2 separate regions of the Homo sapiens genome follow, and region 1 is linked to region 2. Evidence: chromatin contacts called from ENCODE Hi-C data. All regions are on one chromosome and are shown on one strand. The core of a region is the stretch at or near the end of the contact, and the rest is flanking DNA. Distances in the headings are between cores, read along the strand shown. Region 1 holds the start of RNF227 (ring finger protein 227). Region 2 holds the start of DNAH2 (dynein axonemal heavy chain 2).

What was found. Hi-C counts contacts between places; a loop is a spot of excess contacts on that map. Pooled maps may share reads with other maps.
Region 1: a pooled map shows a loop between it and region 2 (2.3-fold over the local background). The contact joins the promoter of RNF227 here to the promoter of DNAH2 in region 2. A Hi-C loop is called at or near these places in 1 of 50 pooled maps.

Annotation. Positions count from the first base shown.
Region 1 is chr17:7,914,674-7,918,051 of GRCh38, reverse strand. It overlaps RNF227 (ring finger protein 227), which reads left to right and starts at 1,763. Exons shown (of 2, transcript NM_001358699.2): 1 at 1,763-2,373; 2 at 2,475-3,378. The coding sequence starts at 1,857. The coding sequence ends at 2,530. RefSeq lists a silencer at 1,824-2,133 and an enhancer at 2,112-3,045.
Region 2 is chr17:7,716,437-7,719,604 of GRCh38, reverse strand. DNAH2 (dynein axonemal heavy chain 2) reads right to left here and starts at 1,861. Exons shown (of 86, transcript NM_020877.5): 1 at 806-1,861.

The DNA.
Region 1 (3,378 bases), core at 514-3,013, 200 kb before region 2:
TGATCCACCCACCTCGGCCTCCCAAAATGCTGGGATTACAGGCAAGAGCCACCATGCCTGGCCCTACCAGTCCTTTTTTAAGACCAAAAAGTTTTGAATTGTGACAGCATCACTGTAATAAGTAGACAGCTTCTCCCATGATCACAGACAATACCATTCAAAAGTTCTGAAATGTTTGCTTAAAAATGATGGTATACCTCCTCAAAAGAGATTACCCTCTAGGTTTTAACAATTTAGGTTTAAAAACCAGCTTTGCATTGCCTGTGATAGCTGGTAAATGCCATGGGTGTGGAGAAGCTCATCATGCACATATTGGTCAAGATGGATGGGTGTTGAAAATGTTGGGTACTGGCCGGGCGCGGTGGCTCACGCCTGTAATCCCAGCACTTTGAGAGGCCGAGGCGGGCGGATCACCAGGTCAGGAGATCGAGACCATCCTGGCTAACACATTGAAACCCCGTCTCTACTAAAAATACAAAAAATTAGCTGGGCGTGGTGGTGGGCGCCTGTAGTCCCAGCTACTCGGGAGGCTGAGGCAGGAGAATGGCATGAACCCGGGAGGCGGAGCTTGCAGTGAGCCGAGATGGTGCCACTGCACTCCAGCCTGGGCAACCCAGCAAGACTCCGTCTCAAAAAAAAAAAAAAAAGAAAAAAAAGAAAATGTTGGGTACTCAGAAGTTAATGTGAATTCAGTATAGGCTGGGGGCACAGGATAACAATAGTAGCTAATATAGTACTTACCTGGTGTTTTACTGTGTACTGGACACCATTTGAAGCACCTTACACATATAAGTTCATTCAGTCCTCATTATTATTATCCACATTTTTAAAACTAGGAAACCAAGGCCCAGAGAAATTAAGTAACTTGCTCAAAGTGTCACAACTAGTAAGAGGTGGAAGCTAGGATCTGAACTCAAGCCAGCTGGCTCTAGACTGTGTTATCACCCTCCATAACAGAACCTGGGCTGCAGGTCCAGGAGAGGAGGGTGAGGAGGCAGCTGTGTGTGGGTGTGGCACCATGAGGGGAATGTGGGTTGTGAGTACCATGTCCTGTTTACCAGTGGGAGAAGTCAGACCCCTGAGTCAGAACTTATGCTGGGGAGCTTTGCTGGGGCCATCACGATGTGTGGGTGTCCAGGCCTCCGGAAGGAAAGGATTCCCAGCATTCCTAAAGCCATGGTCCTGGCATCTAGGTCCCTCCTTAGGCTGAGATACCAGCTGAGAGTTAAGCAGTTTGGGGAGAATGAAGTTTAGGAAGCCAGCCTTACAAACAACACAGAGAGGTCATCTATAATGAGAATTGAGGGCAAAATCGATTCAAAGGCCCAGGGACCACTAAAGGTTGGGCAGAACGGGCCGTGTTTGGAAACTGGGTGGGATTGTGAAACTAACTGCGAGCAACTGAATAGGCGGAGGGGGCTTTAGAGACTTGTGCCAGTGACTGAGGGCTCAGGCGCAGAGAGAGACCCGGGGCTTTGTACATGGTAGAATTAAGGAGCGCTGGCGTTGCGTTGGGGGAAGAAGGAAAGCCCCACCCCGCTCCCCCGGGAGTAGGGAGGAATGGGTGCTTTGGCCCCCAGGGCTCCGGTCCTGGCATGGCCTGGGCCGCCTCCCCGACTCCATCATTGCTGTCATTCCCGGCCTCAAGCCTCCACCGCCCCCACACGTGCCGCCACAGGGAGCGGCCCGATCAAGGCGTGACGCTCCGAAGGGTGGGGCCTCACTTATTCCCCTATTTAAAGGGGAAAGAGGCCGCGGCGCCGGCCCCAGGACCCGACCCGGCCCCAGGAGAGTGTGCTCGTTCTGTTCACGGAGCTGGCCGCGTTAGCGACGTCCTCGAGTCCGCGGCGGGCACGATGCAGCTCTTGGTGAGGGTACCCTCTCTTCCGGAGCGGGGCGAGCTGGACTGCAACATCTGCTACCGTCCTTTCAACCTCGGGTGCCGCGCGCCCCGCCGCCTGCCCGGAACGGCGCGCGCCCGCTGCGGCCACACGATCTGCACCGCCTGCCTCCGCGAGCTGGCGGCGCGCGGGGACGGCGGCGGGGCGGCCGCGCGCGTGGTGCGCCTGCGCCGCGTGGTCACGTGCCCCTTCTGCCGCGCGCCCTCGCAGCTCCCTCGCGGCGGCCTCACGGAGATGGCTCTTGACTCGGACTTGTGGTCGCGATTGGAGGAAAAAGCGCGGGCCAAGTGCGAACGAGATGAGGCTGGGAACCCGGCCAAGGAAAGCAGCGACGCTGACGGAGAGGCGGAGGAAGAAGGGGAGAGCGAGAAGGGGGCGGGGCCTAGGAGTGCTGGGTGGCGCGCGCTCCGGCGGCTCTGGGACAGGGTCCTGGGGCCTGCGCGGCGCTGGCGGCGTCCGCTGCCTAGCAACGGTGAGGGGCTGCCCGGGGAGGATGCAGGGGAGAGAGCGCCGAGGAATACCGAGGTTCGTTGGCATGCTCCTGCTGCCACTAACCCTTCTTCTTTCCCCCAGTGCTCTACTGTGCGGAGATCAAGGACATTGGCCACCTGACCCGTTGCACGTTGTAACCGAGGAACTCGGAAGCTACAGCCGAAGGAAGGTGGGAGCTGCAGCCTCGCGGGGGCTGATGTCAAGACTACTCTCTCTCAGATCCCAGGATTGGCATGTGATGAGAGAGATGAGCCGAAGGCAGGAGGGAACGCCCTGGGAGGTGTTGATGCTGAGTTGGGGAGGCTCCTAGACGAACTCGCCCCCATCTACTGACTGTGCCAGTCTTACATTTTCAGGATGGAGTGGCCAAGGGATGATATAAACAAAGCCTACGTTACCGTGGGAAGAAGACAGACTGTTTTCTTAGCTGGGACGTTGGCTTTTGTCCAGGGTGGCTCTGGTGTGTGGGAGCAACAGGTCCCATTTTAGCAATTCTTTGTCAATGGTTTGAATTTTTTTTTTTTTTAAGATGGAACGGGAGAGAAGAGGCTAATTTTCGCGTCATGTTAATCTCACTTCTCTGGCATGTAAGGGTGCTGGTATGCCTGCTGTCTCCCCACTCCCAGTTCTGTGTTCCAGAAATTGAGATGGCTCCCTGCCTGTGACTATGATTAGGAGCCTTGCTTCATTTCAGAATCTCCCTTCAACCTGCTAGGGCAGGTATCAGAAATTCCAAAGGGCATTTATGTGAGGCACCTAATTAGAGCCTATCAAAGTAGGAAGGGAGAGCCATTTGAAAGGCATCATATTTCAAACTTTTGCTATTATCTGTGTTATCTTTACAGTCACGGGAACACACTAGCGCTACTGAAAAGATACTTATACAATTTTAAGTGTCTTTAAAATTTGTGTCCCATAATGGGACATCACCTGTTGTATATATGCCATGTATTCTATTTTAGAATCCTGTATCTTATGACCATAA
Region 2 (3,168 bases), core at 612-3,111:
TTCTGGTGGTACCCACACCCTGCTCCATTAACCACAAGGGCTCTGTACTCCACAGGGGCCTGGGAGGCCTTGCTGTTTTTCCCTAGGATATCCTACTGTCTTCGGGGCACTGGGCTAAAAATCAAAGTCAGTCCCTCAAGGCACTAGGAACAAATGGGAGTTAAAGATGATGGCCAGGCTGGGTGCGGTGGCTCATGCTTGTAATCCCAGCATTTTGGGAGGCCGAGCCGGGTGGATCACCTGAGGTCAGGAGTTCGAGACCAGCCTGGCCAACATGGCAAAACCCCGTCTCTACTAAAAATACAAAAAATTAGCCAGGAGTGGTGGTGCGTGCCTGTAATTCCAGCTACTCGGGAGGCTGAGGCAGGAGAATCTCTTGAACCCGAGAGGTAGAGGCTGCAGTGAGCCAAGATCATGCTACTATACTCCAGCCTGGCTGACAGAGTGAGACTCTATCTCAAAAAAAAAAAAAAAAAAGATGGCCAGACACCCCACTAATGAGGATTTAGAACCTCTATCTCTGCCCCGGGGTATGAGAACATAAGATAATCAGGAAAAGATCTATCAAGCTGAAGTGTGGTTGCCCAAACCCTCATCCACTCTACCCTCCAGGACCATGAGTGAGTGAGAGAGGATCAAGGAAGGGGTGCACATCCCCCATCCTTTGTCACTGTTCAATCATTCAAGCAAACCAAGATGATTTTCCTATGTACCTCTTTTCCTCCCAAGTTAAATGGAAATATGCTCCTCCCAATCCCACTAAAATCTGCAACATCTGTAAACAGAGAAAAACAGTATTTGCCACCTGGGTCTATCGCTTTGAAGTCCTGAGGGGCAGGAACACTGTTTTGTGTGTACTGAGGTCTCTTAGCAGAGTTGGCTGAGGAACTCTGTGCTAATGGTTAAGATCAGTCAGGATCATTTATTTGACTCAAAATGCCCTGAGAACAGATTGGAAGAAAGAAGGACAAAAGTCATCCAATCATAAATTTCAAATTGTGTCATGAGGAAAAAGCAATTGGGGCACGAGGAAGGTCACAGTGGTGCCTCTCTCAGAAAGGTAGGATGGCAGGAAGCGGGGATCTCGGACAGGTGCTCAGAATCCCAGGCGCAAAGTCTGAGGCGCTGGGCACTCTCTTTTCATTAGGCTGCAGCCTAACGGCACCTGTGGCTCTCCTTCCTCATCCCCACAGGCTGCCACAGGCATTGATCTCAGGTTATGAATTTCAAACTTGAAGGATTTGTACTTTGCTCCAAGGAAAAACGTTCTGTTAGGCCAGCAAATCAATAAAACCAACTACAGCAAGGAGGCTTCCTCCATCAGTCTCCAGAGAAGCATCAAGCTGCGCTTTCCTGCCTCAAACTAGAGCCTGAGGCGCATGCACCGTGGGGTTCACCACGCGATCCCACACCGCAGGCCCCAGGAGGAACTGCTCTGCTAAGTCGGGGCTCACTCTAGTACTAGGAAATACCGCAGGGGCCAGCAGTATTTATCCTGCAGTATAAATCCAGCAGTATTTATCCAGCAGTATTTATACCAGCAGCTGGTATCCTTAAACTGGTTACCAGCAGGCAAATTTCCCCTCAGAATGGCTCTTCCCCCCCAGCTGTCACAACTGCCCCTTCTCCTCCCCCTCCCCCACACAAATATTCCTTGCTCCCTCTCCCTCCACAACTGCCTCTTCTCCCCAACAACTGTCCCTTCCTACCCCGACACTACTGCCCCTTCTCCCCAGCACTCCTTCCCTCCTTCCCTCTGCCCCCGACACACACCTTGCCACGCTGACCCTCCCCTCCCTAGACCGACCGATGGGCCACTCTAAGAAGTTGCCCCTCGCAGCCCTCTCGGGCCGGCGTCTGCACGCGTCCCCATGGCAACCCCGGGCAGGGAGGGGCGAGTGGCCGGTGTGCGGCCCCTCGGAGCCCGCCTCCTCCGCGCAGGCGCCCTGGATCCCTGCTTCGCGGCCCCACCCCGCCCAGGTCTACCCCTCAGGGACCCAGGGCTTGAAGGCTCCGGGACTAAAGGAAAGTAGCCACATCTGGCGAGCCGAAGGGTGCGGGGGGCCTGGTGTCAGGACCCAGCTGGAAGGGCTGGGGCGAGAGACAGTGAGCCACCGCCCCGCAGGACATTGAAAAGGCAGGGAGAACCCAATCGCCCGACCCCGCGCCCAGGTCTGTGCGCCCCAGCCGGAACGGGTCCAGCAGATGGCGCCGGGCGCCAGGCCGGCGAGGGATATTCGCGATGTAGAAGGCGTTCCAGGATTTCCAGGCAGCCGTGGGTGCAGCTGGATCCGGGGGAAAAACCGGGCCTGGAGCACCCTTGCCCTCCTGCTCCTTCCCCCTTCTTAGTTCGGATTGGGGTCTAGGATTGCGGGGGGGCGGCGCGGGGCGGGGAAAGGGAGGGAAGACGGGAACTGGAGTTTTGGGAATCTGAGGATTGGCTTTCGAAGGCATCGCTGGTTTTTGGGGGGGATGAGAGGCGGGGACTCCCTGGGGAAGGTGACCGGGCCTGGGAGGGGCTTCGCTCTCCATAGGAACAAAGGCTGCGTCGTGAGAGAGGAGGCGAGAGGGGAGGGCTATGAGGGCCGGGGTACATCTCCGAGGGTGCCAGGGGGCGCTGCGGGCCGGGGCTGCTAGAAGGCGCCTGGAAGACCGCTGTACCTGGTGCCGGGAGGAGCTTTGGGGAGACCTGGGAAATACAGGGAGGAAGCCGAGTGGGGGGATGGGAAGGCGCCCTCCCTGTTTCCATCAATAGTGCCTAATTAAGACAAAGCCAGCAGCGAGCCCACTGATTACATTTCCATGAGGAGCGAAATTTATGACATTTTCTTTGCTGGATGAGGAGAAGAGAAGCTGGCACCTCAGTTCCCCCATTTTCTGTTTGGCGTTCACACCTAACAGATCTCATTATGCCAGCCTGGCACTACCAGGAGTGGCAGTCCCTGGTACTCCTGAAGAGCAAGTGGATTAACCACACCCTATCCCAGCGCTGACCTCACCCTCCCACCTACCGTATCTTTATTCCCAGAAGTGTCAACCCTTTCCCTCCCCCCGACCCCCAATAATTCCTCCTGCCCAGCCAGACTCCTGTTGCTGACAGCAGGAATGGAAGGAGAGGAGTACCGCCCACCCCAAAACCAGCTGCACAGCTAGCACAGCTAAGATGGA